Linked DNA regions of Mus musculus: region 1 is linked to region 2. A link is a loop called in an ENCODE intact Hi-C map of the cell type or tissue named here. Cell type or tissue: left cerebral cortex. All regions are shown on one strand. Each heading gives the region's core, and the rest is flanking DNA. Links, peaks and the distances in the headings are about the cores only. Region 1 overlaps Cyp2c39 (cytochrome P450, family 2, subfamily c, polypeptide 39). Region 2 overlaps Cyp2c38 (cytochrome P450, family 2, subfamily c, polypeptide 38).

Evidence for each region. A loop is a pair of places that touch in the nucleus more often than their neighbours do. Peaks named below come from ENCODE experiments on the same cell type or tissue, not always from the same donor. Only the 100,000 strongest peaks of a DNase experiment are listed, where the experiment ranks them.
Region 1: it touches region 2 in a loop (12-fold over the local background); 8 of 42 quality-filtered maps call a loop at or near these places.

Annotation. Positions count from the first base shown.
Region 1 is chr19:39,544,039-39,555,880 of GRCm38, reverse strand. The region is part of intron 5 of Cyp2c39 (cytochrome P450, family 2, subfamily c, polypeptide 39); the gene reads right to left. Among named protein-coding and RNA genes, the nearest start is that of Cyp2c39, 39 kb to the right of the region's middle. In left cerebral cortex, for the core only: no CTCF peak of the experiment used is centred there; no DNase peak of the experiment used is centred there.
Region 2 is chr19:39,423,291-39,435,132 of GRCm38, reverse strand. The region is part of intron 5 of Cyp2c38 (cytochrome P450, family 2, subfamily c, polypeptide 38); the gene reads left to right. It also overlaps a transcript of Cyp2c39 not described here. Among named protein-coding and RNA genes, the nearest start is that of Cyp2c38, 34 kb to the left of the region's middle. In left cerebral cortex, for the core only: no CTCF peak of the experiment used is centred there; no DNase peak of the experiment used is centred there.

The sequences.
Region 1 (11,842 bases), core at 1,359-9,358, 120 kb before region 2:
AACTCCAATGCCTTATGCTCTAAATCAAGAATTGATAAATGAGACCTCATGAACCTGGAAAGCTTCTGTAAGACAAAGGATATAGGATTGGGGAAAAAAATCTTCCCTAACCCCACATCCGATAAAAGGTTAAATCCAAAATATATAAAGAACTCAAGAAGTTAATCACCAAAAAAACCAAACAGCCTAGTCAAAAAATGGGGTGTAGACTAAGCCAATAATTCACAACTAAGGAATCACAAATGCCTGAAAAGCACCTAAAGAAATGTTTGAATTCTTTAGTGATGAGAGAAATGCAATTCAAAACGAACCTGAGATTCCACCTTATGCCAATCAGAATAACTAAGATCAACACCTCAGTTGACAACACTTGTTGGAAAGGATGTGGAGAAAGAGGAACACTCCTCCATTGCTGGTGGGATTGCAAACTGGTACAATCATTCTGGAGATCAGTCTGGAGATTCCTCAGAAAATTGGAAATAAATATACCTGAAGACCCAGCCATACCACTCTTGGGAATATACCCTAAAGATGCCCCACAATGCCATAGGGGCACCTGTTCGATTATGTTCTCAGCGGCCTTATTTGTGATAGCCCGAAGTTTGAAACAACCTAAATGCCCCATGACAGAAGAATGGATACAGAAAATGTGGCTCATTCACACAATAGAGTACTACTCAGCTATCAAGAATGAAGACATTCCGAGTTTTCTAGGCAAATGGATGAATCTATAAAATATCATCCTGAGCGAGGTAAGTCAGATCCAAGAGAACATGCATGGTATGGAGTCACTAATAAGTGGATATAAGGGGGGAAAAGTACAGAATACCTAAGATATAGTACACAGAACTCAAAAAGATCAAGAATCTGAAATGCCCAAGTGAGGATGCCTCATTCCCAGTTAGGAGAGAAAAGAAAGGAATCACAAGTGGGGAGGGAGAGAGTGACCTGATTTAGAAAAGTGAACAGGGGGAAGGGAATAGTGTGGGGAGAGGGGAACCTGATCTGGTATTGGGTGAGGGAAAAGGACTGAAGTCCTGAAGGCCAGCAGAAAGAATGTAAACCTGCAACCTCAGGAAAAAAGAGGTTGGGCTGCATAATGCACCAGGGACCTGGGAGGTGAGAGGCTCCCAGTATTTATAGGGAGGGACCTTTCATGAAATGCCTGACAGTAGGGAGAAAGCAAATATAGAGCCCAATTTAAGCAGGAAGACAGGACATCAAGTGAGGGATGGATTGCCATCCCTCTGACCCATAATTGTTCATGTCTGAAATAATTATAGGAATAGAAATGGAGAGGAGCCTGAGGAAAAGAAGGTCTAGCAAGAGGCCCAAATCTGGACCAGCTCAAGGTGAGGTCCCAAGGTCTGACACTATTACTGAGGCTATGGAGTTCTCACAAAATGGGATCTATCATGACTGCCCTCTGAAAGACCCAACAAGCAACTAAAAGAGTCAGATGCAGATATTTGCACCAAATGAATGGACAGAAGCAGCTGACCCCTTGTAGTTGAATTAGGAAAGGGTGAAAGAAGCTGAGGAGAAGGGCAAAACTGTCAGAGGACCAGCAGTCTATATTAATCTGGACCCCAAGATCTTTCAAGTACTAGACCACCAAACAGACAGCATAAACCAGATGATAACAAGCCTCCCAACACACATACAGTAGAGGACTTCTTGGTCTGTGTTCATTCAGAGATGATGCACCTAACCCTCAAAACACTAGAGGCCCCAGAGAGTTCAAAAGTCAGGTGGGGTGCGGGTGGAGGCATCCACGTGGAGATAGGTGAGGTGGGAAGGAGGCATGCGATGTGGAGCAGACAGGGTGCATGGGGGTGAAAGTGGGGAATGGAATATGGAGTGTAAAAAATGAATTAAAAGTAAAATTCAATTAAAATAGATATGAAATTTAACAGAGGTGATAAGATTGCTCAGCTATTACTTTTTCTCTGTATCAAAGATAAAATGCTCTAGTCAGAATAAAGGAAGAGTTTACAAGTATTAGATAATACTTGTTCTGGCAATCAATTGTTAATGATCACATGCCAAAATTAAGTATGCAAATGAATGTCATCAGAAAGCAGGAGTGGAAGGGTTGGTGGGCAGGGCAGGGGGAGGGTATAGGGGAACTTTGAGATAACATTTGACATGTAAATGAAGAAAATATCTAATAAAAAAGAAATAGAAGGTTTGATAGATATAGGAGTTACTGGAATTATTAATTTATAAAAACCTGGGAATTCAGAATAACTACTTCAAAGATTCTAGATATTGGAAAGTCATCTCACATAAATCAAAGTTGTAAGCAGATGTCAAATAGTAAAGTTAAGGCTTTATGTGCCTGACATAATTGTAAACATATGGGGAACAGATTTAGGACACCTATGGGGAACTCAGATTATATATTCCTTCAAGACCAAATACACTCCCTAAAATACGAGGTGAAATGGAACATACTCCTAAGGAAAGTATTGAAAGCTGTCATGTAGAACAACCAAGGAATATGCAGATTTTACACAAACAGTACACAACAGGGATTGATCTTTCCATTGAGTAAAGGGAGGCCACAGCTAAAATTATATCAGTGCTCCTACCCATAAAATGGTTGACTAACAAGTCTATGTGGGTAGAGCAGTGACCCATTAATTAATCTAAAATTTCCAGTAATTGAACAACTTGTAAAAGAGTAGCTTGAATCTCAACATATAGAAGAGTCTACTAGCCCATGAAATTGCCCTGTATTTGTTATAAAAAAGAAATTGTGGAAATGGAGAATGATAACAGATTTAAACCAACAGGTACATTACATTCTGGAAAACCTTTACCTTTTTTTTTTTTTTATTACCTAAGACAAGGCCCATGATAGCAATTGTTTTAAAGGACTGGTTTTTTTTTTTTTTTTTTTTTTTTTTTTGCATTCCATTGCAAGTTCAGGATAAGGAAAAAAATGCCTTTCCAATGTCTAGTTATAAAGATGTTCAACCTGTAAAAAGATATCAATGGAAATTTCTTCTACAAAAAATGTTAAATAGTCCAACTCTATGTCAATATGTTATAGAACAACTACTAGAGAACTCATACGAAAGTTGTATAACCCATTATTTTTTATTACAATGTTGATATTTTGTTATTTGATTTTGATTCAGATATGTTGGGTATTGGTTCTAATGCTTGATGCAATCAGGAATCTGCTTGTCCAAACACTAAAGGTCCTTGTCCCCATTTGATTTTTGATTGATCAATAAAGATGACAGCAGTTAATCACTAGGCAAAGGGATACAGGGCAGGATCTTAGAGTTGCTCAGGCTAGGATGTAGCAGATAGGAGAAGGAGAAATCCCCATGAAGTGGTGGGATATGGATAGATGTAGGAGCTGCAGGACATTAAGCCAATGAGCCAAATAAGAATTCAGGTAAGAGGCCACTGCCCACTTTCCACATTGGGCTTAGGGTAGGAGGAGAAGGCGTCAGAGTGTACAGCCTCTGAGGTAACCAAGGCATTTAAAACTTAACTTGCATGTATATATGTCTTCAATATGTGAACACAGATAGCTCCTGTGTCTGCACATATATGACATCTGCCAGGAGCCAAAGTAGTATAACCCAAACTCACTGCTGCAGATGGCATAAGGTGGTGGGAGAACTCACTATTAAATTAATTTAGAGATTCCTGAATGAAAGAGACAATACACATGTACCACAAGGTAAGATTAAGAGGAGGGAGGATTTCGTTTCTCAACCTGCTAAGCCAAGTCATGAGTTACATGGTTCTTGAGCGAGCCATGAAACTAGAACAAAGGAACACAGCTCATGGCAAGGATTTATCCTGGGTCTCATGTTAGGAAGAATATAGTGACAAGCAGACAATAAAATCTGCCTTCCTCCAGTTACCAGATAAAGGATAGAGATTTTTAAGTTTGAATTCTTATTGAGAATAGAAAAGAATATACAGATTATACCCAAGACATATGGTATAATAAAAATGTATATAGTTATGAGTTTGATGGTTATATTAAAACTCTTTTGGGAGAGAGGTCAAGATATACATTTAATGATTTCCAGTTACTGGATGAAGGACATTCTACTTTGGGAGAGAGGCTCTTTTGGGAGAAAAGACTTTGGATGCCTTTAGGAGGAATATGGATCAAATATGATAGGGGAAGACCTCCAAACGGTCTCAAAAAAATTAAAGAAAATAAAAAAAGACAGGTAACATGATCTACTGATTCCTCGACATGGGAATAGCCCAAAAATTGACTTAAACATAAAAATTGTCTCTAGAAAAAACTTCAGGAAAAAATAAGTAATAAATCTTGCTGATTATGAAATCCTTAGCATTCATAGTGTCATCCTTCATTTGGCATAAATGAAGAACTATAACAATTGGTTATTGATAAAATTAACTCATCAAAAAGTCAGTTGTCTTTCACTTGCTCAAACAAGGAACAAAATTTCAATCCTTAACTGATCTATGCACCATGATAAATCCACAGAAACATTTTAAAGATTCTAAAATTTTGGTTGTGAGATTAATATATTATAGAATGTACAGATTTGGTAAGGTTCATTCTCAAAGTTGCTGAACTGATGCTTCCAAAACTGCTTCAAAAATTGATACTGATTCCAGATGGTCTCACTTCATCCAACCTTTCAGACAGATCCAGCCAGAACTTCACTCAACCCTTGACCCCTTTAAACAAACAGATACTGGTTAGACATCCTAAATTGGCTTTCAGAAGTCTAACCGGTTTTTCTAATTTTCCTACCTCTCCACACCCCTTTAAAATTTCTCATCACCCCTATTCAGCAGGAAGAAAACATGGAGAGTTGTGATACCAACTCCCCGGGTTTGGGTGCCCACTTACGGTTGTTTTCTAAATTAGAGATAGGTTGTCATTTTAAAGGATAATTTGGAAATGGTCCTAATTTTAAACAGGGAGGAAGGAAAAAGAGAGATAACAAAGTTCTTTTTTTTTCTTGAACAAAGCAATATGTAGCCATAGTCTTACATGGGTATAAATCTGCATATTGATATGAAATTTGAAAATAACATTGTTACTCTTAGGTAGTAATTGTGCCTATATAACTTATTCAAGAATACAAAGCATGGACACAGCCCTTCTAATAGCTATTATAACAAACTATTTAAGATGATTAAGTAAGACAAGTTAAGGGCCAGATAGTAATTTCATGGTTATGTTAGATGCTAATTTAATTATAATAAAGTGCTTTCAACTTCCTCCAATAGACTGGCTAAGAGTAGCTGAGGTTTAACAGTTAAAATGTACTTTAAATAGATAGTCTTCAAAAACATCAGAAATCCACAGAATGTGAGATTTAATTTTATTTCCTTATTAAGGATCATTTGACAAGGAGATATGTCTGCCCCTAAAATCTTCCCCATTCTACTTTAAAGAAGAATTGAGCACCTTTCCCTACAGGTGAGGTTGCTTATCATGGCAATGTAGCCATGAGGGAGAAATTGCCTATCCATCTATCTACAAAAAAAAAAAAAAAAAAAAAAAAAACTATCTGAAAAAGAGACACAATGAGGGAAAGTTGAAATTTGGTTCTGCCAATACAGAACAAACTAGTCCTTCATACTTCCTGCTCCATTTCAAGGTCTTTCAGATGGTTCTGGGCAAGAAGGCTAAAGACAGATATTCCAACATTTTAAGGAATATGGGCTGTCCAGGTAGTCATTTATCTATACATTTGTTTTAAGTTTTAGAAACTATGTTTGATGGTTCTATATACTTAGGTAATGTTCAGTTTGTTCTGAGGATTCTGATGGGTTGAAGACTAGTTATGGGCTAATAAACAGACTTAACTCATTTAGCATTGAGAGGTGATATATATAATTGAAAGCATGTTTTTCAGATGGTTTTAGAGGCTACAATCAGAACATATTTCTGGCATAGAATTGAAAACTCTTTAAGTTAGGATTGATGGTACTGTACTCTATCCAATTGAGAAATATGATGAACTGGATGTTATTTGTATATAATACTCTGTGATTTACATAATTGGTGTGGCTGTACTCAATTTATGTCTGAGAGAAGAGTTTTGATTTGGGTTTTTTGTTTGGTTGGTTTGGTTTAGTTTTAGTTTGGGGGTTTATTTTTTATTGTTTTGGTTTTTTTTTTCTTTAGAGAAAATGTGAGGTATTGGAGATTAGTTCTATTAATTTGATTCAATTGGAAATCTACTCGTGCAAACACTAATGGTCTTTGTCCACAATTGGTTTTTGATCATCCAATAAAGATGCCAGGGGCCAATCATTGGAGAAAGTGGGGCTGGGACACTTAAAGTTGCTTGGACTAGGACACAGGGAATAAGAGAAGGAGAAATCCCCATGAAGTGGTTGGATATAGATGGACAAGGGAGTTTTAGGAGATAAAGCCAATGAGCCACATTAGAATCTAGGTAAATGGCCACTGGCCAGTTCCCAACTGGGCCTAAGGAAGGAGGGAAAAGTTTAGGAGTACCCAACATTTGAGGTAGCCAAGACATTTTAAAATTAACTGGTGTGTGTGCGTGTGCATGTGCATGTGTGTGTGTGTCTTCCATTCAGGAATCCAGATATCTCCAGGGCAGTGTGCACATGTGATCCACTGTGAGCCAAGGTAATATAGCCCAAACTAACCTCTACACAGATACTTCTGAGAAAACTTTTGGTAAAACAAAATAATTCAAGTTGTTGGGATTTTAAGATTACCTTTGGAAAAATACAGTAAGGAGAGTTTATCTGCTCTCTATATCATAAATCAACAAAAAATTCAGTAGTAGAAGGTACAGCTCAGAATAAAATAGTAATAAACTCTAAATGGTATTAAATAGTTTTGGCACATTATTGTATTAACTACTCAAGATTTAAGTATTGGTTTCAAATTTTACTAACAGACTCAGCTCTAGACAAATCAAGACAGATTACAAGGAAGCAAAGAAATATTTAACTTTAGTAGAAAAGAGACTGAAAGATACATAAAGTGGATATCATAGATGGTATTTTGGTTATTTTGCATTTAGAAAAAAATCTACTTAGCACACACAGTAAAAAAAAAAATCAAAGAAATATGTAGAAAAGGAAGAATAAGACTACATCAATTGTCAGGAATTGGCCAAACAGAAATTGTAGTGCTTTATACTAATGTCAAGTTTACTTCATTGTGGATAATCATGAAGATTGTCCAAAAATTTGTAGCAGCTATTTGGAAGAAATTAGCTACAAATATCTTAAAAGCAAGCATCTACAGTTTATTAAAAAAATACTAATTGGATTTTCCCAAGTATTGTAAAAGGAACACCAATTCTTGAAGTACCAATTCTCGAAGTACCTACATACTATATTGATGCATAAAGTTGGGAATGTCTGGTTATATCCTAGAAAAATAAGCAAATTAATACAAAGCTCATTTACATTAGTTCAAAATTCAGATTTGTACAATATTATTATGGTATTATTGGATTTTCCTGAGACACTTAATATACTTGCTGACTATTAATATGCAGAAACAGTTGTTTCGTATATCAAAACTGCTAAATTTATTCTGGATAACTCAGAATTAACCTTGTTATTTATGCAACTGTAACAAGCAATTAGAAATGGAAACTATCTATTGTATATCACCCATATTCCATTTCATATAGGCTTAGCAGTTACATTGGCACAGGAAAAGAAAAAACAAAACAAAACAATTGATAGTAGGAAATGTGAGAGAAACCAGAAATTATCATATTCAATGCCATGTTAACAGTAAAGGTTGAAAAAAATATTTCTAGGCAAATGGATGGATCTGGAGGGCATCATCCTGAGTGAGGTAACACAATCACAAAAGAACTCACATGATATGTACTCACTGATAAGTGGATATTAGCCCAGAAACTTAGAATACCCAAGATACAAGATACAATTTGCAAAACACATGAAACTCAAGAAGAAAGAAGACGAAAGTGTGGACACTTTGCCCCTTCTTAGAATTGGGAACAAAACACCCATGGAAGGAGTTACAGAGACAAAGTTTGGAGCTGAGACGAAAGGATGGACCATCTAGAGACTGCCATACCTGGGGATCCATCCCATAATCAACCTCCAAATGCTAACACCATTGCATACACCAGCAAGATATTGCTGAAAGGACCCTGATATAGCTGTCTCTTGTGAGGCTATGCCAGGGCCTGGCAAACACAGAAGTGGATGCTCACAGTCAGCTATTGGATGGAACACAGGGCCCCCAATGGAGGAGCTAGAGAAAGTACCCAAGGAGCTAAAGGGGTCTGCAACCCTATAGGTGGAACAACAATATGAAGTAACCAGTACTCCTGGAGCTTGTGTCTCTAGCTGCATATGTATCAGAAGATGGCCTAGTAGGCCATCATTGGGAAGAGAGGCCCCTTGGTCTTGCAAACTTTATATGCTTCAGTACAGGGGAACGCCAGGGCCAAGAAGTGGGAGTGGGTGGGTAGGGGAGTGGGGGTGGGGATGGTTTGGGGACTTTCGGGATAGCATTTGAAATGTAAATGAAGAAAATACCTAATAAAAATTTGGAAAAAGAAAAAAAAAAACAGTAAAAAAAACCCAGCTGTCTACATGTATTTAAGGATTGCTCAACAATATAGGAATCATGCTGTTACTGGAAACCTAACCAACCATTGAATTGAGGTAATAATTCTTAAACTAATAAAATTCTTATCTTTATTATAAATAAATTTCTTAGCAAATGGAGAAAGAATCACCTAATTAAATTGCATAGAACTATTGGTTCCACCCATTCCCACTTCCTGGCCCTGGTGTTCCCCTGTACTGGGGCACTTAAAGTTTGCAAGACCAAGTGGCCTCTCTTTCCAATGATGGCTGACTAGGCCATCTTCTGCTACATATGCAGCTAGAGACATGAGCTCTAGGTGTACTGGTTAGTTCATATTGACTATTGATTTCCCTTTCCCAAATTATAACATTTACAATATAACTCTGATATTTAAAACTTGGACATATCTTGGAAGAAGAGAAAGAAAGATTGTAAGAGCCAGGGGAATAGAGTATCTGCTATAAGATTGCTTCTTCTAGATATGAGAGGGAAGCTATGGCTATCTCAAAAATGTTTTTCTTGAAACATATCTGAACAATGATAACATCACAGTATGGCCTAATCAATCATCAATGGAAGGAGAGGCCCTTGGTCCTGTGAAGGCTCTATGCCCCAGTGTAGTGTAATTCCAGGGTGTGGAGGTGGCAGTGGGTATGTTGGTGTGCAGGGGGAGGAGGGAAGGGATAGGGGATTTTCAGGGGGAAACCAGGAAAGGGGATAACATTTGAAATGTAAATAAACAAAATATCTAATAAAAAAAGGGAAAAATAAAGATGTAAAGTTGATCATATAATTGTGCTAAATTAAAAAATAATAGAATTGTAAATGCATCTGCATTAAATAAGTGACTTTCAATAAACATGAAGCAGACATTCCAAAGACTAATGAACTGTTTTACAATAAAAGTATGAAATTCATCGTAATTAATATTCAATTGTATATAGAGCATCTAGAAAGAATGAATTGATTGTAAATAAATGACTTTTAGAACAATAGAAATTATCTAAACCTAAAACACCTATACAGAACACTCCATTAACCACATAAGTAAATATTCTTCAGGAAAGAGAAATGTTAGCTTCACCTAACCTCAATAAAATTAACTGCATCAATGTCATACAAAGCATATATTAAAAAATCCCATATAAATAAAAAGAGGAAAAAAGCCTAATAGTAGTAAATTGTGTCGGCATAATTTCAAGGTTAAAAATTAAACTTAGTTATGACTCTCTACAATAGAAATTAGTAAAAAAAAATTAGTGAACTAGAATGAAATCAAAGATATAATCACATTTATAGTAGTGGAAAAAGACTTAAGATTTCAGAATCGAAGACATTGAAAGATGTACACACTTCAAACCATTTCTGATATTAAGAAACAAAAACTATATTAGTATGTGGAAAATTGCTCATTAACAAGTACTTGAAATTAGAATTGTTTCATATAATGGAACTAATAAAGTTAAAACAGTAAATGTAATCTGTTATAAGCCGGCCCGTGGCCTATATGAACTGGGTACACCAAGGAGGCATGCTGGGGCTGAAAGAGCCTAGACTGTGAGCAAAGATAATGAAGCCAAGACAAACGTTCTGATCAAGGCCCGCGAGTGTAATAAGAGACCATGCTTATAAGGGGGAAGGCCCATCCTCCCTGCCACCCAGTCCGGTGCTTTGTCACCATGCTGCCATACCTTCAGCACTTAGTTGCCCAGCTCCTTGCTTATTCAGGACTGTCTCAGGAAGACAGGTTCAGCCTCTTGGCAGGTAGCCGAAGAGCAGGGCAGTTGTCACTTCAAAAGGAGCCAGCCAAGTCTGAAAGCTGCACTGCAGGTGGTCCCACCTCAGTGGCTACAAGGTCTGTACCAGCCTGGTTCAGGCTGGGGAGGCTACAATTTCCCCCCTGATTATATAATAAAAATAGCTGGACCGAGACATAAAATTTATTTATGCTCCATAGTCCTGCCTTGGAGTTATGGTGGCTTGTGGCCGTGCTTGTTTTAGGAGATCTCAGATTTTCCCCTGAGCCATTCTTATCCTTCAAGGAGCATACATGCAGCTTGTTTGTGTGTCTTAGTCAGGGTTTCTATTCCTGCACAAATATCATGACCAAGAAGCAAGTTGGGGAGGAAAGGGTTTAGTCAGCTTACACTCCCATACTGTTCATCACCGAGGAAGTCAGGACTGGAACTCAAGCAGGTCAGAAAGCAGGAGCTGATGTAGAGGCCATGGAGGGATGTTCATTACTGGCTTGCTTCCCCTGGCTTGCTCAGCCTGCTCTCTTATAGAACCCAAGACTACCAGCCCAGAGATGGTCCTACCCAGAAGGGGCCTTTCCCCCTTGATCACTAATTGAGAAAATGCCTTACAGTTGGATTCATGGAGGCACTTCCTCAACTGAAGCTCCTTTCTCTGTGATAACTCCATCTGTGTCAAGTTGACACAAACCTAACCAGTACAGAGTGTCAATATAAACATGTATATATTTTAATTTTCCAAATTCCGCATGATGAGTCACATCCATTTGCCAAATATGATTAGGCATAAGACCTCGTGGATTAACTCCTAAATGCGGCACTGGAGATAATGTAATACATTTAGAACATTGTTTTAAATCATTCTTGCCTGTTCTTTAGTGATCTTGTGTCTGAGCCTTAAGGTATGGCTAGAGAGATGAAATTCGTCATGATCACATCTAGCCAAAGTGACAGGATCTGAAATTAAGGCCTCTACTATCAGAGCCCTGTCGATGTAATCATTGCCTGCAGCTAAAGGTCCAGGAAGACCAGAATGAGCTCGTATATGACCAATATAAAATGGATGTTTTTGGGCAAGAATGATGTTTTGCAATTATACAAACAGAGATCCTGCTGGCGTACTAAAGTTAAACATACCACAAGTCTCCAATAAGGGAATTGATTGTTCAACATATAAACTATCAGTAAGAATATTAAAAGCATCATTTACAGACTCAAAGACATTCAGTACTGCTGTCAGTTCTGCTAACTGAGCTGAGAGGCCAGGAGTCTCTATGACTATTTGTTGATTATTCATAAGATATCCAGCTTGCCCTTTAGAGGAGCTTTCAGTAAAAATCAATAGAACATTATATAAAGGCTGTAAGGATGTCATTTTAGGAAATATCACCTCATGTACATTTAAAATTTTTATCAACCTATCTTGAGGATAATGATTATCTATAGTTCCTATAAATCCGATTTGAGCAAACAACCAATCCGTACTGTGCTGCTTCAGCCA
Region 2 (11,842 bases), core at 1,744-9,743:
GAAAAGCATCCTATCATTATGAAAAAACACACAACATCCACTACTGATCACTGCTTTCCTGTAGCTTTTAGGTTTTTTTTTTCTTCTTTATTTTGCTACTTTGCTTATAGTTGGGTTTTTTTTTCCTGTTTCTTGGCAATATAGTCTCTGACACAGCTCAGCTTCTCGTAGCTCATTTGTCTCCAGCAATCTTCTCTTCTACTCTCTGACTCTACTCTTCAGTCTCTTGGATACTTCTCCTGCCTTTTGCCCAGTCCTTCTAGCCAACTCGCAGGCTCTGCTGGCTTTTTATACCCTCTCCCGTTCCCAATACTCTAGGAGGCAACAGACAATAAAGGTCATGGGGTGATGCAGTTTTAAAGGATAAGAATTATAAAAAGTCAGTTGACAAGTCTTTCTAATCACTTACATGGATAGTTTCAAAAAATAAATCAAGTTACATTCCCTGCAAATTTTATGAAGTCATTGGGGTTTTTTTTTGTAATTTTTTATTAGATATTTTCTTTATTTACATTTCAAATGTTATCCCCTTTCCTAGTTTCCCCTCCTAAAATCACCTATCCCCTCCCCCTTCCTCCTGCTCCCTAACCCACCCACTCCCATTCCTGGTCCTGGGATTCCCCTATACTGTGGCATAGAGCCTTCACAGGACCAAGTGCCTCTCCTCCCATTGATGACCTAGTAGGCCATCCTCTGCTACAAATATAGGGAGAGCCACAAGTTTCATCATGTGTTTTCTTTGATTGGTGATATTGTTCCAAGGAGCCCTGAGGGTACTGGTTAGTACATATTGATGTTCCTTCTATGGAGCTTCAGTAGCCTTCAGCTCCCTGGGTATTTCTCCGACTCCTTCACTGGGAACCTTGTGCTCCATCCAATGGATGACTGTGAGCAACCACTTCTGTGTTTGCCAGGCACTGGCAGAGCCTTGCAGGAGACAGCTATATCAGGCTCCTGTCAGCAGGATCTTGTTGGCATCTGCCTATTGTCTGAGTTTGGTGGTTGTTTATGGGGTGGATCCCCAAGTTGGACAGTATCTGGATGGTCATTCATTCAGGCTCTGCTCTGAACTTTGTCTCTGTAACTCCATCCATTGGTCTTTTGTTCCCTATTTTATGTACGAACGAAGTATCCACACTTTGGTCTTCCTGCTTCTTGAGTTTCATGTTTTTTGCAAATTGTATTTTGGGTATTCTCAATTTCTGGGCTAATTTCTCCTTGTCAATGAGTGCATATCATGTGTGTTCTTTTGTGATTGGGTTCCCTCACTCAGGATGATATCCTTCTGATATATACATTTCCATAAGAATTTCATAAATTCATTATTTTAATAGCTGAGCAATACTCCATTGTGTAAATGTACCACATTTTCTGTATCCATTCTTCTGTTGAGGGACATCTGGGTTCTTCTAGCTTTGGGTTGTTATAAATAAGGCTCTTCTGAACATAGTGGAACATGTGTCCTTATTACAAGTTGGAACAAATTCTGGGTATATGCCCAGGAGAGGTATTGCTGGATCTTCTGGTAGTAGTATGTCCAATTTTCTTTTTTTACATTTTTTATTAAATATTTTCTTCATTTACATTTCAAATGTGATCCCGAAAGTTTCCTATACCCACCCTACCCTGCTCCCTTACCCACCCACTCCCACTTCTTGGCCCTGGCATTCCCCTGTACTGGGGCATTTAAAGTTTGCAAGACCAAGGGACCTTTATTCCCAATGGTGGCTGACTAGGCCATCTTCTGCTACATAACATGAGCTCTGTGGGGTACTGATTAGTTCATATTGTTGTTCCTCCTATAGAATTGCAGACCCCTTTAGCTTCTTGGGTACTTTCTCTATCGCCTTCATTGGGGGCCCTATTTTCTTTCTCACTCAGTTTATCCTTTGTGGTGAGGAAGTGTACTGATTTGTTTGGCATTATTATATCAAGCTACTTTGCTGACTTTGTTTATCTGGCTTAGGAGGTCTGCGGTAAAAATTTTTGTGGTCCTTTATGTATACTATCTTATTATCTGCAAATAGAGATATTTTGACTTCTTCCTTTACAATTTGTATTTTTTTACCTCCCTTTGTTGTCTAATTGCTTTGGCTAGGAATTCAATTATTGTATTGAATAGGTAGGGATGGGTGTGCAGGCATGTCTTTTTACTGATTTTAGTGGAATTGCTTCAACTTTCTACCCATTTATCTTGATGTTGGCTACTGGTATGCTGTATATTGCTTTTACCAAATGTAGGTATGGGCCTTGAATTTCTGATCTTTCCAAGACTTTTATTATGAAGGCTTGTTGAATTTTGTCAAAGGATTTATCAGTATCTAATGAGATTATCTATGGGATTTTTTTCTTTGAGTTTGTTAATATATTGGATTACATAAATAGATTTCCATATATTGGTCCATTCCTGTATCCCTGTGATGAATTCTACTTCATCATGATGCATTATTAATTTGATATGTTCTTAGATGCAGTTTGTGAGAATTTTATTGAGTATTTTTGCATCGATATTCATGAGAGAATTTTGTCTGAAGTTCTGTTCCTTTGTTGGGTCTTTGTGTGGATTAGGTATAAGCAAAATTTTAGTTTCATAGAACTAATTGGGTAGTGTTTATTCTGTATAAATTTTGTGGAATACTTTGGAGAGTATTGGTATTTTGTCTTCTTTGAAGATCTCATAGAATCCTGAACTAAAATCATGGGCTATTTTAATTTTTTTGGTTGTTAGACTTTCAATGATTTCTACTATCTCTTTCATGGTTATAGGACTATTTAGATGGTTTATCTGACAGAGACTATGAAAGCTAGAAGATCCTCAGCAAAAGCCATACGGACTCTAAGGGAACACAAATTCCAACCCATGCCACTGTATCCAGCAAAACCCACAATTACCATAGATAGAAAAACCAGGATATTCCATAACAAAGTCAAATTTTCACAGTAACTTTTCACAAATCCAGCTCTACTAAAGATAAGAGATGGAAAGCTCCAACACTCCCCAATAAAACTCCCCAATAAAAAGACATAGACTAACAGACTGGATATGTAAACATGACCCAGCATTTTTCTACATGCAGGAAACACACCACAGTAACAAAACAGATACTACCTCAGAGTAAAAGTTTGGAAAACAATTTTCCAAGCAAATGGTCCCAAGAAACAAGATGAAGAATCCATTCTAATATCAAATAATATCAATTTTCAATCAAAAGTTTTCAAAAATATAAGAAAGGACACTTCATACTCATTAAAGGAAAAGAACTATGAACATGAACTCTCAATTCTGAACATCTGTGCTCCAAATGAAAAGGCACCTTTATTCATAAAAGACACTTTACTAAAGCTAAAAGTATATATTGCACCTCAAAGAGTAATCATGGGAGACTTCATAATGCCACTCTCAGGAATGGACATATCATGGAAACAGAAACTAAACAGAGACACAGGGAAACTAACAGAAGTTATGAATCCAAATGGATTTAATAGATACTATACAACATTTCATCCTAAAAAACAAGAATATACATTCTTTTCAGCAACTCATGGTACCTTCTCCAAAAAGGACAATACAATTAGTTGTCAAACAGGTTTCCACAGGTACAAGAAGACTAACACAATCTCATGCATCCTATCTGATTACCATGGACTAAGGTTAGTCTTTAATGACAATAAAAACAACAGAAATCCCACATACAAATGGAAGATGAACAACACTCTACTCAATATTAACATGGTCAAGGAAGAAATAAAGAAATTAGAGACGTTTTAGAATTAATGAAAATGAAGGCATGACATACCCGAAATTATCAGATGCAATGGAAACACTGCTAAGAAGAAAATTCATAGCTCTGGGTGCCTCCAAAGAGAAACTAAAGAAAGCATACACAAGCAACTTGACTGCACACCTTAAATCTCTACAACAAAAAGAAGTACATACACCCCAGAGAAGTAAATGGCAGGAAATACTCAAACTCAGGGATGAAATCAACCAAACAGAAATAAAAAGAACTGTACAAAGAATCCACAAAACCAAGAGCTGGTTCTTTGAGAAAATCAAAAAGATAGATATACCCTTAGCCAGACTAACCAGAGGACACAGAGACAGTATCTAAATTTACAAAATCAGAGTTGAAAAGGGAGACTTACAGAAACCAAAGAAATTAAGAAAAACCATCATATTCCACTACAAAAGCTAATATTCAACAAAACTGGAAAATCTGGATGAAATATACAAATTTCTAGACACATACCAGGTACCAAAGTTGGTGAAGCTTCTTAATCTCTGCTCCTAGCTCTGTGATCCTGCGGCTTGTCCAACTTGGTCATGCAAGATGCATTATTCAGCATATTCTGTCTTAATATCCTGTTCATAGGTCTATTGTTCTTCTTTATGGCTGAGGCTTTGGATTGTAGGAGTCCAGAGTCCAGCTCGCAGCTCTCAGTGGTTAGGTGGTAAGTGTTTTTTATGTAGGCTTTCTTGGCTTTTAGGGGGAAGGCAGTGGATTGTCAGGCTCTCTTCTTTCTACTTTTTGAGTCAGAGGTTAAGGTTTCCTGAAGACCTCCTATGCTAACCCTTGAGCTTATTTAGTTTTGATAGTATTTATACCTATGTTTTTGTGTGGAAATATATACAAATCCATACCCTCAACAGAAAACCTTCTCTGACTTTCATTCTGATTTTAACATGTTCTCATATTATATAGCGTGATTGAATTCCATAGTTGTCTTTGTTAGGGTTTTACTGCTGTGAACAGACAACATGACCAAGGCAAGTCTTATAAAAAACAACATTCACTTGGGGCTGACTTACAGCTTCAGAGGTTCAGTCCATTATCATCAAGGTGGGAGCATAGCAGTATCCAGGCTGGCAAGCATGGCACAGGCAGAGCTGAGAGTTCTATGTCTTCATCCATTTCTCAATGTCTCTCAGCTGCTGTTGTACCTTTCTCATTAAAGTTCAGGAAGTTTAAAGTAAACAGAGCACTATTTAATCCACTCATGGGAGCCTTTAATTTTACCTTTTTTACTTCCTTTTTAGAATTTAATCTTCAATTTTGTTTTACAGTGCAGACTGTATCCCTCTCATATTCTAACCTCTGACTGCTCCACATCCCATACCTCCTCCTCCCCCTGTCTCCAAGAGGATGTTCCTTTCCCACTCCAACCCCACCCCACCACATGTACTCACTCACTGGGGCTTTAAGTCTCATGAGAGTTAAGTACATCTTCTCTCACTGAGACCAGACCCAGAAGCCCTCTGCAGTATATGTGTTAGGGGCCTCATATCAGCTGGTATATGTTGCTTGGTTGGTGTTTCAGAGAGTTCAGAAGTCCAGGTTATTTGAGACTGTTGGTCTTCTTATAGGGTTGCCCCCCTCCTCAGCTTCTTCCAGCTTTCCCCTAATTCAACCACAGGGGTCATCAGCTTCTGTCCATTAGATGGGTATATATATCTGCATATGTCTCTGCCAGCTGCTTGTTGGGCCTCTAGGAGGACAGCCATGCTAGGTTCCTGTCTGTAAGCACACCATAGCACCAGTAATAGTGTCAGGCCTTGGGTGCTCCCCTTGAGCTGGAACCCAGTTTGTATCTGTCACTGAAATCCCTTTTTCTCAGCCTCTTCTCCATTTTTGTCCCTACAGTTCTTTCAGACATTAACAATTCTGGGTCAGAGTTTTGACTGTGGGATGGCAAAACCCATCCATCCACTCAATGCCCATCTTTCTACTAGAAGAAGGCTCTACAAGTTGCCTCTCCCCAATGTAGGGCACGTCATCTATGAGTCCACCCTTTGAGTCCTGAGAGTCTTTCACTTCCCAGGTCTCTGGAACATTCTAGGGGGTTCTTCTACCTTCTACCTCCAGAGTTGTCTGTTTCCATTCTTTCTGCTGGCCCTCAGGGCTTCTGTCATTTTCTCCCACTCAATACCTGATTATGTTCTCCTCTTCCACTCCCTGTTCCCTTTACCACCCATGTTCCCCCCTCATTTCCCCCTCCTGTGATTGCTTCATTAATATCCAGAAAGTCTAAAGTTAACAGAGCAGTATTAATCCATCCATGGGGGTCTTTATTCTTCTTTTTGTTTTATATGCATTTATTTTAAAATGCATTAGAACTTTCTATGACTCCGTGTCCTGTAGAATTGTGTGGTTACCAGTATTGTGCTTTATGTTATACTATGAAAAGAATTGCTTCATCTTATTGGAGACATAATTGGGGGCATTTTCAGTCTTAGTTTGTACCATTATCCCTACAATAGTCATTTACTTCCAGTAAATGGTTAACTGTCAGAGAAACCATTTCAGAAGTCACAGCATTTTCACATGGAAAGCTTGAGTATGTATCATTGGTACGGTGTATAAACTTTAGTTTTCTAAATTCTGCAAAATAAAACAAAATGAAACAAATCTGCTAGATTTTATTTCTTTTGGTTGCTTGCAGCAGATAATGAAGTTTGATTATAGAAAGGACAAGTAGGATATTTTACAATAATTTCCTTGTTTTGTTGCCAGCTGACAGAAGAGATTTTATTCAACATTTACTGTTATCATGGCATTGAATATGAAAATTTCTGGTTTCTCTCACATTTCCTACTATCAATTGATTTTTTCATTTCCTGTGTCAATGGAACTGGTCAGCCTATATGAAATGGAATATGGGTGAGATACAATAGATAGTTTCCATTTCTAATTGCTTGTTGCAGTTGCATAAATAACAAGGTTAATTTTGAGTTATCCAGAATGAATTTAGCATTTTCATATACAAAACAGCTGTTTCTGTATATTAATAGTCAGCAAGTATATTAAGTGTTTCAGGAAAATCCAATAATATCATAATAATATTGTACAAATCTGAATTTGAACTAATGTATGTGAGCTTTTTTATTAATTTGCTTATTTTTCTGAGTTATAACCAGATATTTCCAACTTTATGCATCAATGTAGTATGTAGGTACTTCAAGAATTAGTGTTCCTTTAACAATATTTGGGAGAATCCAGTTACTATTTTTTTTAATAAACTGTAGATGCTTGCTTTTAAGATATTTGTAGTTAATTTCTTCCTAATAGCTGCTACAAGTTCTTTGATCATCTTCACTGATTACCCACAATGAAGTAAACTTGACATTAGTATAAAGCACTACAGTGTCTGTTTCGTCGATTCCTGACAATGGATGTAGTCTTAGTCTTCGCTTTCTACATATGTCTTTGATTTTTTACTGTGTGTGCTAAGTAGATTTTTTTTCTAAATGCAAAATAGCCAAAATACCATCTATGCAATCCACATTATGAATCTTGAAGTCTCTTTTCTACTGAAATTTAATATTTCTTTGCTTCTTTTGTAATCTGTCTTGGATTGACTAGGGCTGAGTCTGTTAGTAACATTTGAAACCAATTACTTAACTCTTGAGTACTTTATACAATAATGTGCCAAAACTATTTAATACCATTTAGAGTTTATTTCGATTTTATTCTGAACTATACTTTTTGCCATTGATTTTTTTGTTGACTTATGATATAAACAGCAGATAGACCCTCCTTACTGTATTTTTTTTTTCCTAAAGGCATTCTTAAAATCCCAACAAGGTTGAATTATTTTGTTTTACCAAGTTTTCTCAGAAGTATCTGTGTAAAGATTAGTTTGGATTACACCACCTTGGCTCCCAGTGGATCACATGTACACAATGCCCTGGAGATATCTGGATTCCTGAATGGAAGACACACACACACACACAAACACACACAACTTTAAAATGTCTTGGCTACCTCAAATGCTGAGTACTCCTAAACTTTTCCCTCCTTCCCCAGGCCCAGTTGGGAACTGGCCAGTGGCCTCTTACCTTGATTCTAATGTGGCCAATTGGCTTTATCTCCTGAAGCTCCTTTGTCCATCTATATCCAACTACTTCATGGCGATTTCTCCTTTACCTATCCCCTGTGTCCTAGCTCAAGCAACTTTAAGTGCCCCAGCCCCACTTTCTCCAATGATTTTCCCTTGGCATCTTTATTGCATGATTAAAAACCAATTGTGGACAAGGACCATTAGTGTTTGGACGAGTGGATTTCCAATTGAATCAAATTAATAGAACCAATCTCTAATACCTCACATTTTTCTCTCCAAGAAAACCCCAAAACAAACAAAACAAAAAAACTAAAACTAAATCAAAACAAACAAAAAACCCAAAACAAAACTCTTCTCTCAGACATAAATTGTGGACAACCACAACAATTATGTAAATCACAGAGTATTATATACAAATAACATCCAGTTCATCATATTTCTCAATTGGGGCACAGCCCGGGAGGCTTCTGCCTCACGTTCCGTGGGGGTCACCTTGGTTCCGAGACCCCGCGGCCGGAGGTCTGCGGGTGAGAGTGTGGAACACAGAGGCTAGCAGCGTCTGGACCGGGCGAGAGCCACAGAGCCTCTGAGGCGGCGCCATTTTCGGCTCCAGACAACCTGCCACCTTCCTGGTCAGAGCACAGGTGTCCGCACAGCCCGTGAGGCTTCTGCCTCACGTTCCTCGGGGGCCACCTTGATTCTGGGACTCCGCAGTGGGCAGTCTGCAGGCCAAAGCAACACAGCTTCTGGGAAAAATCCTGTTTTGGGCCTTCATCTTCGGCCAGGAGGAGGTTCAAACACCAGATAACTGTGCACCTCCCTGAAAGAGGAGAGCTTGCCTGCAGAGACTGCTCTGACCACTGAAACTCAGGGAAGAGAGCTAGTCTCCCTGGTCTGCTGATATAGTGTAACAAAATCACCAGAGGAACAATCTCTAAAGAGAGACAACTATAACAACTAACTCCAGAGATTACCAGATGGCGAAAGGTAAACGTAAGAATCTTACTAACAGAAACCAGGACTACTCACCATCATCAGAACCCAGCACTCCCACTTTGCCCAGTCCAGGACACCCCAACACAACTGAAAAGCTAGACCTGGATTTAAAAGCATATCTCATGATGATGGTAGAGGACATCAAGAAGGACTTAAATAACTCACTTAAAGAAATACAGGAGAACACTGCTAAACAAGTAGAAGACATTAAAGAGGAAACACAAAAATCCCTTAAAGAATTACAGGAAAACATAACCAAACAGGTAGAAGACTTTAAGAGGAAACACAAAAATCCCTTAAAGAATTGCAGGAAAACACAACCAAACAGGTGATGGAATTGAATAAAACCATCCAAGACCTAAAAAGGGAAGTAGACACAATAAAGAAAACCCAAAGTGAGGCAACAGTAGAGATAGAAACACTAGGAAAGAAATCTGGAACCATAGATGCGAGCATCAGCAACAGAATACAAGAAATGGAAGAGAAAATCTCAGGTGCAGAAGATTCCATAGAGAATATCGGCACAACAATCAAAGAAAATGGAAAATGCAAAAAGATCCTAACTCAAAACATCCAGGAAATCCAGGACACAATGAGAAGACCGAAACTACGGATAATAGGAATTGATGAGAATGAAGATTTTCAACTCAAAGGACCAGCAAACATCTTCAACAAGATTATTGAAGAAAACTTCCCAAATCTAAAGAAAGAGATACCCATGAACATACAAGAAGCCTACAGAACTCCAAATAAACTGGACCAGAAAAGAAATTCCTCCCGACACATAATAATCAGAACAACAAATGCACTAAATAAAGATAGAATACTAAAAGCAGTAAGGGAAAAAGGTCAAGTAACATATAAAGGCAAGCCTATCAGAATTACACCAGATTTTTCACCAGAGACTATGAAAGCCAGAAGAGCCTGGACAGATGTTATACAGACACTAAGACAACACAAATTCCAGCCCAGGCTACTATACCCAGCCAAACTCTCAATTACCATAGATGGAGAAACCAAAGTATTCCACGACAAAACTAAATTAACCCATTATCTCTCCACGAATCCAGCCCTTCAAAGGATAATAACAGAAAAAAACCAATACAAGGATGGGAACCACGCCCTAGAAAAAACAAGAAGATAATCCCTCAGCAAAACTAAAAGAAGACAGCCACAAGAACAGAATGCCAACTTTAACAACAAAAACAACAGGAAGCAACAATTACTTTTCCTTAATATCTCTTAATATCAACGGTCTCAACTCCCCAATAAAAAGACATAGACTAACAGATGGGCTACACAAACAGGACCCAACATTCTGCTACTTACAGGAAACCCATCTCAGGGAAAAAGACAGACACTACCTCAGAATGAAAGGCTGGAAAACAATTTTCCAAGCAAATGGTCTGAAGAAACAAGCTGGAGTAGCCATTTTAATATCGGATAAAATCGACTTCCAACCCAAAGTTATTAAAAAAGACAAGGAGGGACACTTCATACTCATCAAAAGTAAAATCCTCCAAGAGGAACTCTCAATTTTGAATATCTATGCTCCAAATGCAAGGGCAGCCACATTCATTAAAGACTCTTTAGTAAAGCTCAAAGCACACGTTGCACCTCACACAATAATAGTGGGAGACTTCAACACACCACTTTCATCAATGGACAGATCATGGAAACAGAAACTAAACAGGGACACAGTGAAACTAACAGAAGTTATGAAACAAATGGACCTGACAGATATCTACAGAACATTTTATCCTAAAACAAAAGGATATACCTTCTTCTCAGCACCTCATGGTACCTTCTCCAAAATTGAACATATAATTGGTCACAAAACAGGCCTCAACAGATACAAAAATATTGAAATTGTCCCATGTATCCTATCAGACCACCATGGACTAAGACTGATCTTCAATAACAACATAAATAATGGAAAGCCAACATTCACATGGAAACTGAACACCACTCTTCTTAATGATACCTTAGTCAAGGAAGGAATAAAGAAAGAAATTAAGGACTTTTTAGAGTTTAATGAAAATGAAGCCACAACGTACCCAAACCTATGGGACACAATGAAAGCATTTTTAAGAGGGAAACTCATAGCTCTGAGTGCCTGCAAGAAGAAACGGGAGAGAGGACATATTAGCATCTTGACAACACATCTAAAAGCTCTAGAAAAAAAGGAAGCAAATTCACCCAAGAGGAGTAGACGGCAGGAAATAATCAAACTCAGGGGTGAAATCAACCAAGTGGAAACAAGAAGAACTATTCAAAGAATTAACCAAACGAGGAGTTGGTTCTTTGAAAAAATCAACAAGATAGATAAACCCTTAGCTAGACTCACTACAGGGCACAGGGACAAAATCCTAATTAACAAAATCAGAAATGAAAAGGGAGACATAACAACAGATCCTGAAGAAATCCAAAACACCATCAGATCCTTCTACAAAAGGCTATACTCAACAAAACTGGAAAACCTGGACGAAATGGACAAATTTCTGGACAGATACCAGGTACCAAAGTTGAATCAGGATCAAGTTGACCATCTAAACAGTCCCGTATCACCTAAAGAAATAGAAGCAGTTATCAATAGTCTCCCAGCCAAAAAAAGCCCAGGACCAGTCGGGTTTAGTGCAGAGTTCTATCAGACTTTCAAAGAAGATCTAATTCCAGTTCTGCACAAACTATTTCACAAAATAGAAGTAGAAGGTACTCTACCCAACTCATTTTATGAAGCCACTATTACTCTGATACCTAAACCACAGAAAGACCCAACAAAGATAGAGAACTTCAGACCAATTTCTCTTATGAATATCGATGCAAAAATCCTCAATAAAATTCTCACTAACCGAATCCAAGAACACATTAAAGCAATCATCCATCCTGACCAAGTAGGTTTTATTCCAGGGATGCAGGGATGGTTTAATATACGAAAATCCATCAATGTAATCCATTATATGAACAAACTCAAAGACAAAAATCACATGATCATCTCGTTAGATGC